2 separate regions of the Homo sapiens genome follow, and region 1 is linked to region 2. A link is a loop called in an ENCODE intact Hi-C map of the cell type or tissue named here. Cell type or tissue: thyroid gland. All regions are shown on one strand. Links, peaks and the distances in the headings refer to the core of each region. The heading gives the core; the rest is flanking DNA.

Region 1 (7,227 bases), core at 1-5,000, 160 kb after region 2:
CGCGTCCCCTGTCAGGCCCTCGAATGCCCTCCCACAGCCAGGCCCCTCTGAGGTTTCACTCTGGCCTGCTTGGCTCCTAGCAGCCACCAACCCATGATGCTGGGCCCTGAAAACACACGCAGACCTGGATGAGTGAGGCCACTGGGCACAACCAGGGCTCCCAGCTCACCAGAGCAGCCTGGGACACAGAGGGTGCTCAGAAACCTACCAGAGCAGCCCTGAACTCCGTCAGACTGAAATCCCCTGTTGCCGGGAGGAGGCGCCGGGCCTGGGGGACGGGTCCTGGGGTGATCTGGCTCGTCTGTGTGTGTCACTCGTAATTAGGTCCAGAGTGAGTTAACTTTTTCCAACAGAGGGAAACTAATAGTTGTCTCACTGCCTCATCTCTCACCATCCCAAGGTGCCTATCAAGTGGATGGCATTGGAATCAATTTTACACAGAATCTATACCCACCAGAGTGATGTCTGGAGCTACGGTGAGTCATAATCCTGATGCTAATGAGTTTGTACTGAGGCCAAGCTGGCTTTTATTGTTAGTTAATTTACATTATATCCTCTGACATGCAAGTATTTTCTTTCGAGATAATGACTAATGATAATGTAATCATTGCTGTCTATCTATTGTACTGAGAAAACACGGCAGAGGAAATCGAGTCCAGCTGCCGTCCAAAAGTCACTGGAGATTGCAATGAGCTCGTCTGGCAGGGTGGGGGGTATGGGAGGGAAAGAGCTTAGGAAACGGCTCTCCCTGCAAAGTCCAACCAAACTTTAACGTTAACCAAACCATTAATGTTGCCATGAATTTGAAGTGAACCAGAGGGAGGTGGCAGAAGAAGCTTAATGGGGAATAGTTCCGGTAGAGAAATGAGGCTTAAGATGAACTACCCTGGCCCTTATGTGTCAGAGAGAACGGCTTGACAAACACACACTGAGGATGTCTGCAGGGATAAAAGAAGAAAGGGAGATGACCCTTGCTTCTCGCTCTCGGGAGGACCATCTGGTCCGGCCCTGGGGATTCTCTGTTTCCTCTTCTGAATCCCAGTGTTGCCCAGCACTGGCCTGTACCCATCCTCACGAGGGCCGCTCTCCTCACCCGGCCCTAGGTCCCTGCCCTGTCCTGAGCCTACAGGGGCCTCCCATGTTGAGAAAGTGTTGCTGACACATTGTCTCTGACCGCTGTGCCAGGCATTTTCTGCTGAATTACCGCACTTGGTCCTTGAATTTCACCCAGCAACTTACTGAAAGGCTGGAACCCATGAACCTACCCCTTCACTGAGGAAAATAAGTTACCCCAGCCATCTACAGCGACAGGAGCAAGGGAGGAGTCGCCTCACCTCTCTAGAAATGTGTATTTGAGGAGAACACTATTGAAATGAATTTCCAAGAATAATCTAGTCAGTATTACAAAAGCAAAATTATTTGGGATATCGTCCTTTTTTACTTAGTATTTTTTCTTTTTCCTATAGCATTATTAACTTTCTGATTTTCCAAATACATACACATTTTTAAATTTCCTGAGTCTTTATCTCTTCTGTTAAAATGTAAGATTTATGATACAAAGGCAGAGATTTGTGTCCATGAATAAGTGAAGTTTGGTGTGCACCTGTGAGCTGAGCCACCTCAATTAATGGAACAGATAAGGAAATAAAGGTCTGCTGATGCATTGTTATTTACAGCCATTTTCAGAATGTATCTCCTCTCCACGAGGGAACTGCAGGGTCCTGCCCCAAGCCATTTATTTTGTCCTCAAGCAGCCCGCCCCTCCCACTCCAGGCACAGCCCGGTCTCCTGCTGGTCTCCCCTCTTCCCACTTGCTCCCCCTCATCTATGCTCCAGACAGAGGCCACATATATTTTTTAACTTTTTTTTTTTTTTTTTTGAGACAGAGTCTTGCCCTGTCACCCAGGCTGGAGTGCAGTGGTGCAGTCTCGGCTCACTGCAACCTCCACCTCCCGGGTTCAAGTGATTCTCCTGCCTCAGCCTCCTGAGTAGCTGGGATTACAGGCGCACACCACCATGCCCAGCTAATTTTTTGTATCTCTAGTTGAGACAGGGTTTCACTATGTTGGCCAGGCTGGTCTCGAACTCCTGACCTCATGATCTGCCCGCCTCGGCCTCCCAAAGTGCATATTTTTTAACTTTATCAGACTTTTCATTCTCTGCTCAACATCTTTCTTTGGTCCTCCAGGTATGTTCAGATAAAACCTGAGCACCTGGCCATGACTGATGGGTTGCTGGGCCATCTGGCCCTGGCAACTCTCCCGTCCACCAGGTCCCCCTCCCGTCACGCTCCAGGCATAGCCTGTGTGTGCCAGCGCAATGCCCACACTCCATGCACAAGTGGAAGCCCTCTCAAAGTCAGTGGCTTAGTGCCTTGATGTGGTCACACCCATTCTCAGGAAGTCCGTTCCCACTGAAAACATTGTGTGTTTTCAACATCATTGAGGCTGCCACGGCAGATTATAATCACTGGCCTAGGCAGCCCACTGGAACTACCAGACCATGAGCCTGAATTTTTTGTTTAAAAATCATATCCTGTTTTCTCTACTCTCTAGTCTCTAGTCAAGGTGAATTATTCAATTTAATAAATTAGGGGCCTAGTGTGTTGTACCAAGGAGCTAAAAAGAGAGAACTCGCAACACCTTCCAGCCCATTCTCCACCTAACACTGGCTATACTGGCTCTCCTCTCTCTCGCTGTTTGTTCCAAAATCTAATAACCTGTCTTCCCACTAGAATTCATCATACATGTTTAAAAACCTAGTTAAATAGTAGTTAAACTGACTGCATAGATCTGGAAATGAGACAGTCTTTCTTTTACAAATCCATATAGACTATGAGTTGGGGGCAGGGGATGACACAAGAATCTATTTTCTTGCCCCCAAACCATTGCTTTCCTTCCAATGTTAAGCTTGTATTCTGTGTATTAATTCAGGTGGTTCCGTTTGGGAATGGCCTCTGTTACCCAGAGATGGGAGGGCCATCAGAACTCGGGGTTGTCTGAAAAAACACTGGTTCTAAAATTATCACTGCTTTCACTTGTTTTTAACCATCATAGTTGTTTGATTTTGAAGGAAAAACATGAGGGTTTTTATTCTATGCTTGTTATATCTATATTGTGGTTTCGTATTTTTTAGATTTTAGTACCTGACATTTTTTTAACTTTTATTTTAGGTTCAGGGGTACATGTGCAGGTTTGTTATATAGGTAAATTTGTGTCATGGGGGTTTGTTACACAGATTATTTTATCACCCAGGGATTAAGCCTAGTACCCATTAGTTATTTTTCCTGATCCTCTCCCTCCTCCCATCCTCCACCGTCCTATAGACCCCAGTGTGTGTTGTTCCCCTCTAAGTGTCCATGTGTTCTCATCATTTAGCTCCCACTTATAAGTAAGAACATGCGGTATTTGATTTTCTGTTCCTGCATTAGTTTGCTAGGGATGATGGCCTCTAGCTCCATCCATGTTCTTGCAAAGTACATGATCTCATTCTCTTTTGTGGCTGCCTAGTGTTCCATGGTGTATATGTACCACATTTTCTTTATCCAGTCTGTCATTGATGGGCATTTAGGTTGATTCCATGTCTTTGCTATTGTAAATAGTGCTGCAGTGAAAATACGCATGCATATGTCTTTATGGTAGAATGATTTATATTCCTTTGAGTAATGGGATTGCCGGGTCAAATGGTAGTTCTGTTTTTAGCTATCTGAGAAATTGCCACACTCTTTTCCACAATAATTGAACTAATTTACATTCCCACCAACAGTGTAAAAGCATTCCTTTTTCTCCACAACCTCACCAGCATGTGTTGGGATTTTTTTTTTTTTTTACTTTTCAATAATAGCCATCTGACTGGTATGAGATGGTATCTCAGTGTGGTTTTGATTTTTATTTCTTTAATGATCAGTGATGTTAAGCTCTTTTTCATATACTTGTTGGCTGCATGTATGTCTTCTTCTAAAAAGTGTCTGCTCATGTCCTTTGCCCACTTTTTAATGGGATTGTTTAATTTTTTCTTGTGAATTTACTTAAGTTCCTTATAGATGCTGGTTATTAGACCCTTCTCAGATTTGTAGCTTGCAAAAATGTTCACCCATTCTGTGGGTTGTCTTCACTCTGATGATAGTTTCTTTTGCTGTGCAGAAGATCTTCAGTTTAGTTAGATCCCATTTGTCAATTTTTGCTTTTGTTGCAATTGCTTGATGTGTTTTCATCATGAAATCTTAGCCCATTCCTATATCCAGAATGGTATTACCTAGGTTGTCTTCCAGGGTTTTTATAGTTTGGGGTTTTACATTTAAGTCTTTAATCCATGTTGAGTTTATTTTTGTGTATGGTGTAAGGAAGGAGTCCAGTTTCAATCTTCTTCATGGCTAGCTAGTCATCATTTATTGAGTAGGGAGTCCTTTATTCATTGCTTTTTTTTTTTTGTCAACTTTGTCAACGATCACATGGTTGTAGGTGTGCAGCCTTATTTCTGGGCTCTCTATTCTGTTTCATTGGTCTGTATGTCTGTTTCTGTACTAGTACCATGCTGTTTTGGTTACTGTATCCCTGTAGTTTAAAGTCAGGTAGCATCATGCTTCCAGCTTTGTTCTTTTTGCTTAGGATTGCCTTGGCAATTCAGGCTCTTTTTTGGTTCCATGTGAATTTTTAAATTGTATTTTCTAGTTCTGTGAAGAATCTCATTGGTAGTGTGATAGGAGTAACATTGAATCTATAAAATACTTTGGGCAGTATAGTCATTTTAATGATATTGATTCTTTCTATCCATGAGCATGGAATGTTTTTCCATTTGTTTGTGTCATCTCTGATTTCTTTAAGCAGTGTTTTGTGGTTCTTATTGTAGAGATCTTTCACTTTCCTGGTTTACTGTATTTCTAGGTATTTTATTCTTTTTGTGGCAATTGTGAATTGAATTGCATTCCTGATTTGGTTCTCAGCTTGACTGTTGTTGGCATATTGGAATGCTAATTATTTTTGTACATTGATTTTGTACAACTGAGTCTTCACTGAAGTTGTTTATCAGCTTAAGGGGTTTTGGGTCAAGACTATGGGGTTTTCTAGATATAGGATCATGTCATCTGCAAACAGAGATAGCTGTTTTCCTCTCTTCCTGTTTGGATGTCCATTATTTCTTTCTCTCACCTGATTTATCTGGCCAGGACTTCCAATACTATGTTAAATAGGAGTGTTGAGAGAGGGAATCCTTGTCTTGTGTCAATTTTCAAGGGGAATGTTTTCAACTTTTGCCCATTCAATATGATGTTGGCTGTGGGTTTGCCATAGATGGCTAATATGTTGAGGTTTGTTCTTTAAATACCTAGTTTATTGAGAATTTTAAACATGTTGAATTTTATTGAGAGCCTTTTCTGCATCTATTGAGATGATCATGTGGCTTTTGTCCTTAGTTCTGTTTGTGTGGTGAATCACATTTATTGATTTGCATATGTTGAACCAATCTTGCATCCCAGGGATGAAGCCGACTTGATTGTGGTGGCTTAAGCTTTTTGATGTGCTGCTGGATTCGATTTGCCAGTATTTTGTTGAGGATTTTTATGTCTATGTTCATCAGAGATATTGGCCTGAAGTTTTCTTTTTTTGTTGTATCTCTGCCAAGCTTTGGTATCAGGATGACATTGGCCTCATAGAATGAGTTAAGGAAGAGTCCCTCCTTCTCAATTTTTTTGGAATAGTTTCAGTAGGAATGGTACCAGCTTTTTTTGTACATCTTGTAGAATTTGGCTATGAATCCATCTAGTCTTAGGCTTTGTTTTGGTTGGTAGGCTATTTATTACTGATTCAATTTTGGAGCTCATTATTGGTCTGTTCAGGGATTCAGTTTCTTCCTGAGGTTTTTATTTTTATCAAATGGAACTTAAGCTTTTTCATTTCCAATTTTTTTATGATCTAAAAATGTGCAGTTTACAGCCCTGTTCAGAATCTGCATCTTCCTCATTCTGCAGATACAGGTCCCTCAGAGCAGGTGACTGAGTGTGTATCCTGTCTGGAGCATAATACTTATGCTAGTAGAGTTACTGTTGTCTTTATTGTTAATTACCAAAGTTTACCACTTATCAGTCACTTACTACTTGCTGGGCATTGCACTAAGCATTTCAGTTGTATTATCTTGTTGGGTCCTTACAGCAATCCTGTGAAACAGATACTGCTATTACCCCACTTTATAGAGAGGTAGACTGAGGCTTCCAGCATTGAAGCAAATTGCCCAAGACTACAGAAATGTAGGTTTCTAAACATCAAGAAACAGTAACCAGTAATGATGACTAAAGCAAGGGATTGTGATTGTTCATTCATGATCCCACTGCCTTCTTTTCTTGCTTCATCCTCTCAGGGGTGACTGTTTGGGAGTTGATGACCTTTGGATCCAAGCCATATGACGGAATCCCTGCCAGCGAGATCTCCTCCATCCTGGAGAAAGGAGAACGCCTCCCTCAGCCACCCATATGTACCATCGATGTCTACATGATCATGGTCAAGTGTGAGTGACTGGTGGGTCTGTCCACACTGCCTAGCTGAGCCTTGGTGGCTGCTCTTAGCCAAACAGCTGAGGCCTTTGCATCCCTGGAGAAATGTCATCACATTACTTAAGGCAGGCACACAAATCCAGAAACATCTGTAAATACCCCTTCAAGCATTCTTTTAAAGACACTTCTTGACTCATTGGGCAGTATGACCTGACATTTGCCCATGTTTGCAAGCAAATAAATAAAACTAAAGTCTTCCGCAAGCCATTACACCAAAATATTCTATTCGCTGAGTTACTCAATGAAATACCGAGTTGCCCTATATTTTGAAGCCTGTTACCAGAGAGACTGAATGTTTTTAAATGCATGGCAGTGAGTAACAACATAAGGCTAATAGAGTCAACATTTCTGCTTTGACTTAAACCTTTTAAACCAGTGGATTTATGTGAAGTCTCTGCAGTGTGGCATTTAAACATTTCAATCTAAATAAGAGTGTGTAATTTGATTGATGCTATTATTCTACCAGATTCACGAGTGCAGTGGGCTCTGGAGGTAGCATTACATGCATGGGATGAGCATTTGCAAAAGAAAGTTGTATAGGGAATATGACAGAGCCAAGTTAATGTAAATATTAATGCCTTTCTGAACTCTAGGCCACAGAGTTGATCTTTTTTAACTTCCTTGGTTTGGGCTAAGGAAGCTGTGATCCAGAGAAGCCACGTGATTTGTCTAAGGTCACATAG
Region 2 (10,444 bases), core at 1,505-6,504:
TCAGGAGGCTGAGGCAGGAGAATCACTTAAACCTGGAAGGCAGGGGTTGCAGTGAGCTGAGATCACACCACTACACTCCAGCCTAGGCGACAGAGCAAGACTCAGTCAAAAAACAAAAAAAAAGTGGTCATTGGAGAATTATTGTGTCACCTGTTGTTTTTTAATGTACTAATTTTGAGAGGCTTTTAAATAGAGTGCACTATAGAACTTTTTCTTGGCTTCAATTTGCTACAATGTTAATAGAGAATCAGAAACCTTATCCTTATAGATGTTTCTTGATTTTTTTAATTTCTGGTGACATTTATGAGTGAGAATAGTGTATTGCCCTGTTTTCTTTCTTACTCCCCTTTCTTCTTCCTTCCTTGCTTTCTTTCTTCTTCCCTTCCTTCTTTCTCTTCCTCGCTCCTTCTTTTTTACAAGCTGTTATGAATTAGCCTTCACAGAGAAAGAAAAATTTTTATAAATAACTGGAAATGAAACTTTGCAAAGGACTGCAGATGAAAAACTTTGTCAAATGACTGTAAAAATATACTATATAATTTTCAAAAGTTAGAAAGTACCAAACACACTCAGTATTCATGGTTATACAAGTATGCATACACATGTATTGCTCCCTGAAAAGTGGTGTTGTTAAGGGAGTTTTTCTTAGTACGCGGCTTAACATATTTTTTTCTGTAATTTGTTGTTAGTTATAATGGGGAGAGAAAACAGGTTAGAGTCTCCCCTCTCAGTTTCACCTTCCATAAAACAGCTAAACTAGACGATCGTCAGACTCCTTCCAGCTGAAAACATCTGTAAAATTAAAAACAAATCTAAATGTATGCAAGATATGTATTTAAACATGCTGGTAATAAGTGTGCTGTCCCTATAATTTAGATGCTAAAACATTGATGTCATAATAATAACAACACCTCGCATTTGTACAGCACCTCATAGTTTACACAATGCCTTAACATTCTTCTCTCTCAGCCTCCTACAACCCCACAGGATTGGGATAGCTTTCCAGATTGGGAGGTGAGGGACCCAGGCTCAGAGCGATTCTGCTGTTGTCCGTAATCACCAGGCTGGTGATCAGTGGGCACTGGGTGCTCTCCTGCTACACAGCACTGTCTCTCAACATGCAGGTCAAGGTTACTTATTCCTCCTTCAAGACGTCATTGGGTTTTTTAGCTATGGATGCCCCATCACTTTTAGTTCTATTTGTGAATCAAAGGCTAAATAAAGTATTCCTCAAAATTTGTTATACTTCTGTTACTAATGCTTAATGTCCCTCACAATTTCTGTATATTTCTGTGTATTTCTGCTCTGTTTTGGTTCCTTTCCCAGGTTTCTTTTTTGTTATGAAGTAGTTTTTAGACTCAAGTCTCTTCTGTATGTGTTATAACTGCCCATTCCATAAGATACAGGGCAGTGAATTTGTGAGCCTTGAAAATATTTACTTTAGAAATGAGAAGTATGACTTTTCAACGTTGTGTCATCAACTTCTGTAAATTTTCCAGACCTATAAATACTTGCAGAAAAAAAATGAAAGGAGAAGGCAACTTGATTTAGCAGTTGGGTCAGTTAGCAATGCCTATGGCAAGCTGTAGTAATTCCCTTACATAGATTTGTAAGACTCATTTCTATGATTTAAATGAAGGCATACACTTAACCTCTTTAGGGTGTGAAACAGCTTTTACAAAAAGAGACAAACTTAAGAAACAGTGTGGCCCTCCAAGAGTGTTCATTTTCCATATCATACCATTTGTAATAAGCTATTCTGGCTGGGATTTACTTGCAAGCATTGGCTTTTAAGAAGAGATGGTTTCACACATCAAATTATTCACTTGGAGGCACTTTCTGGGTTGAAGGAATGGAATGGAGAGTGCGGCAGTGAGTAGATCTCTCAGTGACGGTGATGTGCCTCTCCCAGAAGAAATTTCAAAATGCAGTGTTCATTTTCCTCCACAAGAAAGGAAGAAACTGTTTTGTTATTGTTTATTCCTAACATAGTGGAAACTTTTCAGTACTCTGGCAGAAATTTCCCAAAAGCAATTTTCTATTTCATGATTATAAAGTAGCAAAGGAAAAAGTCCTGCACTCCAGCTGAGCAATGGATCTCCAGTTGTTATCTAGGTGCTGCAGGTTTAGAGAGGATTGCCAGGAGAACACATCGATTTTTCAGGCCTGTGATGACGTATCTCTTGTTGAATAAGTAAACCCTTCCAGTAAACAGACAGTTAGTATATTGATTTCAGGGTGGCTTTAGCCACTGAACCTGTAAGTCTTGCAAAGGTTACTTGGGCAAAAGCATCATTATTTTACCTTCAGTCAACAAAAATCTACCTGGCCAAGGCAGAACAGAAAGTTCAGCAATTTGATGAAGTGGGACAACATGAAGAATCAGGTGAGTTGCCTACTTTTTCACTTCACTTTCCACCTTTAGAGATTCTTGTTTAGATGCAGAGTAGTGACGTGCCTGGTGTCAGGGAGAGAGTTGAATGAGAAAAGTCCCAGAAGGGCAGAAGACTTGGGTGATTATCTGAGTCCATCTTTCCTTATCACATGACAGAGTTCTTGAAGTCTTGGCTAGGAATTCTAGGCTTTTAGATTCTTTGGGCAATGGCTACTAAATGTTCATAATGTTGCTCAGTTGCAAAAACAAGACATTCAAACTATAGCCAGGGAGATAAGTAGTCACGAACTCAAGGCCTAAATTCTGCTGATGGAGCCGATGAGAATTGGGTGCTAAGGCAAAGAGAGTTGCCAATATTATATTCTTCGGGGTTTTTTGTTTTTATTCGCATTTTGGAAAAGGAAAATATTAGCATTCCTCTGACTTAATATTGAGAAGACATTGGGCACTCTTTTTCCTCCCACACTTGTCTTCTTTCACTAGGTGACAAGGGAAGAGGTAGCATGAGGTGGTGGTCACAGGTGAGAGGGGCTGTTGTGAGCACAGGCATGTTGACTGCACATTGGTCACCTAGTAGAAGTTTTGCAGGCTTGGTGACTTCTGAACACTGTTTTCAAGGTTGATTTTTAGTTGAGAGAACCTCTAGGTACCACGTAATGTTATTAACAGTAGTACTGATCTCACAATCGCCCTATGTCCCATTCACAAGATGTTCTGCCAAGCCATAAAAGGCCCAGTTAAGTTTAAGAGAAGTCTCAAAAGTAACAGATGATAACTAATTAATACCCAGTGATTTTGAAATGTAGACATCAAACATACCAATTCAGTGGTATCATCCTTAGAGGCAGACAGAGGATGATTAAATCATTCAGCCCATCTCTGTCTGAGGACGCAGCTTAGCACAGCATGGTGGAGGCTAAATGGGCCTTAAGGGAAAAAATGATATCTGAAGATGCAATTTATTTCAAAAAGAGTTTGCTCCCGTGAATTTTCACTCTCTATGTAGAACGGCACCAGCACACACTTTTCCTGAGCCTTTGCATGTGTGGCAGGCAGCGGCCTGGCATCCTGGGGAACTGAATGAGGACGCAGATGACCCGGACGTGTTCACAGTTTGACACATCTGACTCCCAGATCAGGGACAGCTAGCTTTGCTGGCTGGTTAAGTTGATGATTCCATCTTTGCCTGGTTCTCTGACTGTCTCATGCTTTCTGTTATTACTATTTTGCAGCAGATATTTCTGCTCATTTTTCAATCATATATGCATCCTGGATGGCATAGAGTTGATTCTCCTAACAAATCAGTGTCCCTTTGTATTTTTTTCTGGCCATAAGATAGAATATATATGTCATTTATTAAAAATGGAGAAAATGTTCAGGAGTTTCTTGACTCAGAGAGGGAAAAGGGATACTCAGGGCACTTTTTCAGCCAGGAATTTACTACCTTTGCAGGGTAAAGGGGACTCACCACGCTGGAAGTCAAAATAAGCCACCAGTGCCAAGTGTTCAAAGCCCTTAGAATCACAATGCTCTTAAAGCAAAGTCTTCAACAATGCTTGAAAACTTCCACTGGTTCTCAGTATGTCCAAAATTGTCATGTCTATGAATGATTTTCTCAATCTGAAAATTTTTATAGCAGGCTAAAGAATGAGATAGGTCAGTGTGATTCTAGAACTAATCATTAACATTCAATAGATGACTATTTTATTCTAGAAAAAGCAGCAACTTTCTATTTACTCTCTATTTTGAGGGTAAATTCTCTGTAAGTAGAAAAAGCAAAATGTGGACATGGGACTAACATATGAATATACAAAGCAAATGTACCGAAAAAATCTTAAGACCTGCCTTGTGGTGTTTTTTGTTTTGTTTTGTTTTCATTAAAGTGACTTGTTAGCCTCTTGCTCCCTGTGAAGCACAGGGAGGTGACGTGATGTGCACAGGGCAGACTCTGCCATATGCCCTGGCCTTGAACTCAGGGCCCCCTGGGGACTGCAGGGGATGCTGGCCATGCTGAGCAATGCCTGTGGGTGTCAGTTTCCTCATCTGCAGAATGAGGGTAGGCCTGGTGCTTATTTCATAGGGTCGCAGAGGGGATTCAGTGACAGGGTGGTGTAGAGGCTGGAGCGTGCCCCATGTGTGCACGACAGCCTTCCAACTAGGGGAGGCGGGCCTGGGCTCTCACCAGAGAGCCTGTGTTCTCCATGGCTACATGACTTTGCCCCAGACGTCCTTCCCGTGGTCTGGACCCTGGGAAGTCGCCAAGAGCCAGACAGGAGAAAGGCTCCACTTGGCTCTCCTCTTTGGTGACCATCCCTTGCCTCCATGGCGGGACTCTCAGGTGACATCCCACCAACCCTCACTTTGCTTCCCTGGTGGGTCTCACTTTCCCTCAAGAGTGTTGCTTTTTTGTTTCCTGCATAGTCCTGGGCCAGTTTTGATAACCCTCTTCATTTCACTTCAGAAACCCTGATGATTTCTTCCTGTGCTCTTTTTACCTTAGGACTTTTACTATGACGACTGTGACTGGCCCATTTCTTGTTTTTTTTCTCTTGCTCTGCTTTCTCCCCCATCATCACTAAAGCAGACATGGCAATGATGGCCATGCACACTTTCCAAGGGTCCAGCTGTAGATCTTCATGGTTCCCCAGGTGCCTGGACCATCTTGTGAGGAGGGAGGCAAACACACCCTGCCTGGAGCACTTGGCCCTTTCGGCAATGTTTTGGCTTCCTCAAGTGAGAAAAGAATGGATTTGTATTCCCCCTCTGCATTATTGTTTTTGTTTTGTTTGTTTGTTTTGTTTTGTATTGAGACAGAGTCTCACTTTTTTCCCCAGGCTGGAGTGCAGTGGCCCGACCTCGGCTCACTGCAACCTCCACCTTCCGGGTTCAAGTGATTCTCCTGTCTCAGCCCCCTGAGTAGCTGGGACTACAGGTGCCCGCCACCACACCTGACTAATTTTTGTATGTTTTGTAGAGACAGGGTTTCACCATGTTGGCCAGGTGCCCATTATTATTTGATCTGGAATTAACTGAGCTACTGCAGGAATTGCTTGATTCACTGATGACTGGTGTTGAGCCAGTACACACCCACACCCAAGGACTGTGACTGTCTTCTGAGGTCCATCCTCAGAAATTCCTGTCTCTTCACCTAGTGTGTAATAAGGCCTGCGCGTGTTATATGGAACTGTAAAAAATGCGCCAACCATCTGTCCTTCCTCTTTATCTGATTACTTATCATTGTTCTCTAAGTTGCAAGTTAATAGACTGATCATAAATTAATGCATGCTGGAGACTTGCTGTTTCCTACTAGCAGCATATAAAAGTTATTTTTAAAGTTGTTTTAAATCTGTGAGTAAAAATAAATTGCTTTGCTGCAAGAAACACCAAACATGGAAAAGCTAACGGTTCAAAGTTAATAATTTATCTTATGGACATCACTAGTGGCATAGTTGCTTTAAACAGTGAGAGGATTTAATAGATATTTGATTTGCAAGTGGGATGAAGGGTGGTCTAACCTTTGTCCTGTGTTTACCTTCCATGAGATCCTAGAGGTTGTACAGCACAGTAGTGGCATGTGACACACTTGAGAGTGCCTGTTCTGTTTGGAAACCTGGAAACTATGAAGGGAAGTGGCCTTCGAGCTTAACACATAAGACTTGGGAGGCAAAACCTTTTATTCTCTTTAAATATTCACTTTAGGATAAGCATTTTTTTAGGTGTTAGGAACAGGGAAAACTGTGTGGTTAGGAAGGAAGAAAGAAGAAAGTTAACTGTTGTACATTCCCTAGGTAATGTTTTTAAGCATTGTTATTCACTTTCAAAACACATTTTATTTATTTGGACTTAATATTTTGATCTTATTTTTTCAATTTCTTTTAATTTAACAGACAGGATGAGTTTTTTTATAGTTGTATTACTTAGAAATTATACTAAAAATGGCCGAGTGTGGTGGCTCACACCTGTAATCCCAGCACTTTGGGAGGCCAAGGCAGGTGGATCACTTGGATCACTTGAGGTTGGGAGTTCAAGACCAGCCTGGCCAACATAGCAAAACCCCGTCTTCACTAAAAAAAAAAAACAAAAAAAAAACTAGCCACGCATGGTGGCAGGTGTGCCTGTAACCCTATCTACTAGGGAGACTGAGACATAAGAATCACTTGAATCCAGGAAGCAGAGGTTGCAGTGAGCAGAGATTGCACCACTGCACTTCAGCCTGGGTGACAGAGCAAGACTCTGTCTCGGAAAAAAAAAAAAAAAAGGATAAAGAAATCATACTAAAAACAAAACAGAATGCTGACCACCTTATAGAAATAGAAATAGTGGTTTGCTGTGATAGCAAATTTTCTTGTTAACTTTTTATTTTTAAAGAATTGCACATTCACAGGAAGTTGCAAAAAATCTACTGGGAGGTCCTATCCCCCTTCCCCCAACCTCCTCCAGTAGTAACATCTTAGTAGCAAAGTTTTGTATATTTATTTTGATATCATTATCTAAGTTTGACATCATTATCTAATATTAACCTAAGCCAAAAGCCCACTATTTTAATTATCTAGTGATGCAGTGTTATAGAACTCATAGCCTTTCACAGCATTATTTGGAAGTTAATTTTCTTAAGTGAAATGTTTTTGGTCTTTAAGGTTTGGAGGCCATGGAGGCATGAGGAGAAATGGGATGAGGGAGAGAGAGCTAAGATAGATAAAGACAGAGATGGGGAGATCCACTGATTCGTTGAACAAACCAGATACTTCCTTATAGTTTTTGGATTAACTTACATGAGCTAAGTTTATATTCTGTTCAGATCACAAGTGGTCAAGTTTGTGTGTGTGTGGGGGGGGGGGGGTGGGTGTGTGTGTGTACCACTCTACCCATCCTATATTTATTGTCCTGTATTTGGTCTGTTCTGCCTTCTTTATTTTCAGGATAGGTGTCCTAAATGAGGGTCTTTGGAAAGCTGGTGAGGCCATGTTGCCCGTTTCAGGTGTTCCGTGCTCAAATGTATTCATTTCTTGAAAAATTCAGGGAGTGCACACTTTTGTACATTTTCCTATGTGTATATGATACCATTATATAAATCTTAAAAATATATATGGTTCACCTGAATCCCCAGCCATTTGGTAGAGAAGATAGAAAACCTACAGAGGAGGCTAAGATTTTATTAGAAAATTCAGCTTCTCGACGGAGGTATTGGCTTTAAAGTCAAGGCAATGCATCTATTCTTTCTTTTGATATAACTAGCTAAAAGATCTCTTAAATTCAAAGTGGCCCTCATCTTACTGTTACTGCAATTTACTCTTAATTACAAATTATATAAAAATAGGTTTTGAAATACTGTAGCGACAAAGTAACATACCTCTGCTCCATTACACAGATAAAACCTCTAAGGAACACCTCCTCTCTTAACAGGCATTAACCAACTGCAGAAACTGCAGAAGGACAGGGCTATTTGGGAATAACACAGCTCCCTTCCTTGTCTGTTCCCTCCCATTGTCAGGCTTCTGTGGAGCCATATTCAGAGCAACATAGGGAGGGGGAAGAGAAAATCAACCCCTTGGTGAAGGAAAGCTCCCAATTCACAGAGCAAACATGGGTACTCTTGTTTGTGGGAGCTCCCAGGGCCTCCCAGCTCACCGAGCATTCTGAGCCCTGATCCTTACACTAATTGTATTATGCAACCATAAATGATGTCTGCTGTACCAGCGGGGACAGTTTATTTTAATAGATTGGTATAACTTGGCAGAATCTTATCTGCATGTTTCATCTTGGATTTTTAGCTCAATTCAACTCAATAGGCATGTGTCAAATGTCTACTGCAGACTGAGCACTGAAAAGCTGCTGGGTACAGGGTTACATGGATAGAAAACGTAGCCTCTGACCCCTAAGGAGCCTGTAATCCAGATCCCCATTCTTTCCATCCCATTCTCCCAAGCAAGAATTTACCTAATGTGGTTTGCGAGAATTTAAGAGCTGGAAAGGTGGTCACGAGAAGCCGGAATGGGTTCGCTAAAATGTGTCTATATGATTAAGCATAACGTAGCTTTGCAGCACTCTTCACAGCTTCCTCAGAGCCTTCCGCACGCGGTGTCTCATTTGAATACTTGTGTGAGGATAGCCTCATACCCCTCAGTGAGCTCTTCATGGAGTGATGCAGTAGACAGCAAGCCTCACACTTCTATGCTCACGGAAGACCAAATTTGCCTTGAAAAATCTTTATAGTCTCTTCACATTTCTAAGTTGACATCAAAAATCGGTTACCATAAAATCCTAATAGTTGAAGAGATGTAATTTCAATTATTTGGTAAACCTGACCTTCATTGTCAAAGCAATTAGTCAACTCAGATTTACTTTCTCCCAGATAATAGATTCTGACTTCTTTTTTTCTGATTAAAAAACTTAACACCTTCCTCAGGAGATCTATCTCAGTTCTGAATGCTGATTCTAACTAAGAAGGATATTTGGCTACATGCTGGGAAGAGGGGTACTGAGGCACGCCGCGATTCCACTCCAGCATTTCCAGTTAGTCGGGTGCCTCTGCACTCCCGGTGTTCCGGCGCCCAGTTAGTTGTGTACTCTGGGCTGTCCCTATACTGGAGTCCTAAAACACTTACGACTGCAGATAGGGGGAGGTTTTTCAAAACCTTGGTCTGAAAAGCCATAGAAGGGAGATAGGAAAGCGGGGGGGTGGAGCCACAGTACATTCAGGTGGATCCGTTTTTGGAAATAGTACAAACTGGAGGTGAAACCCTGGAAATTGATCTGTCGTTCACATGCTTCATGCCGAGTCCTTGTGGACCCACAGAGACACACTCGCCCCAGTTTGAAGGCTGCTAACTTGATTCTGAGGACACCAGTGAGGTGGTAGTGTGCAAATGATGTGTGAGGAAACTTTGGAGGAGTCTCACCCTGCCTGGAGCACGTGGCCCCTAAAACAGCGCAGCCTCCCAAAGACAGAAGATGTGGACTAGTGAGAAGCCAGGTATGGTGACTGCTGCTGGATGAAGCTTGTCCCACCAGAGGCTCGCTTGTTTCATTGAGCACCTACTGTGTGCTTGTGGGATGCAAACACACGTGTGGTCCCTGCCCTCAGGTTAATAGGCAGGGGTGGAACAGTTATGAAACTGCTCTAAAGTCATTTTCTCAAACTGGGAGTGACAAATGTATCCACTTGGAAAAGATTGAGAATTTTATAAGATTTTTAAATTTTTGTTTATTCACATTGAGGAGAATCTAAATTCTTTTGAACTTATGTATAGATTTCACCATTTTATAGTAATAAATCAGTCCTCCTGTGTGTGTGTGTGTATGTGTGTGTGTGTGTATGTAAACCTCACCTTGCAATATTATTATTTTAAATAGCCACTTGCATCTTAAGGAAATTAAGAGGACAAAAGAAAAGCTGCTGTTTTGTATGTATCCACATATTTACCAGCTGCTTCCCTGCCGGCAGGTGCTCTGGTTCTGCACTGCCTGTTGTCCCTTGCCTGAAAATGGTTGCCTCCAATATTTTGCTCAGTTTTCTGATTGTTTACAGTGGCAGAGGAGGGTAGATCTGGTACCAGTTAGTAATTGCCAGAGGTGGAAGTCTGTGGATGAAATTTGTATAACATGGAACGTTAGTTCCACAGTTAATGCTACTCAATTGGAACCCATGGAAATTATTTTTTGGTGAAAAGGGCCCATGCGTTATGAAATTTGAGATCCATCACTTTAAGTGAATGTAGGCCCTGGATACAGTGGGAGCTCAGAAGAGCAAATCAGTTGGTCACCTTGCTCAACGTATTTTACTAAGGGCATCAGTAAGGCTTTCTATGACCTGCTCCTTCAATGCTTGGTTGACATTTGGGGAGCAAAGATAAACTAAGGATTCTAAGTTCTGTCCTGTGATGCTGTAAGGGGAATCTCAAACCTCTAGGTGGAGGAGTGCAGAGATGACCAGGATGGTGGAAGCCTGCAGGAGAGCTGAACACCTGAAGACACCCAGTGGGAAGACCAGGACCTTTAACGCCCATATCTGCTGCTCAAGACTGGCAGAGAGAAGAGGGTTTGTGATGA

What was found. Peaks named below come from ENCODE experiments on the same cell type or tissue, not always from the same donor. Only the 100,000 strongest peaks of a DNase experiment are listed, where the experiment ranks them.
Region 1: it touches region 2 in a loop (2.1-fold over the local background); 5 of 110 quality-filtered maps call a loop at or near these places.

Annotation. Positions count from the first base shown.
Region 1 is chr7:55,192,366-55,199,592 of GRCh38, forward strand. EGFR (epidermal growth factor receptor) reads left to right here. Exons shown (of 28, transcript NM_005228.5): 22 at 401-476; 23 at 6,352-6,498. Among named protein-coding and RNA genes, the nearest start is that of EGFR-AS1, 7.0 kb to the left of the region's middle. RefSeq lists an enhancer at 1-604. In thyroid gland, for the core only: no CTCF peak of the experiment used is centred there; a DNase peak (open chromatin) is centred at 2,336; H3K27ac peaks cover 2,718 bases.
Region 2 is chr7:55,029,050-55,039,493 of GRCh38, forward strand. The region is part of intron 1 of EGFR (epidermal growth factor receptor); the gene reads left to right. Among named protein-coding and RNA genes, the nearest start is that of EGFR, 15 kb to the left of the region's middle. In thyroid gland, for the core only: no CTCF peak of the experiment used is centred there; DNase peaks (open chromatin) are centred at 3,872 and 5,382; H3K27ac peaks cover 3,926 bases.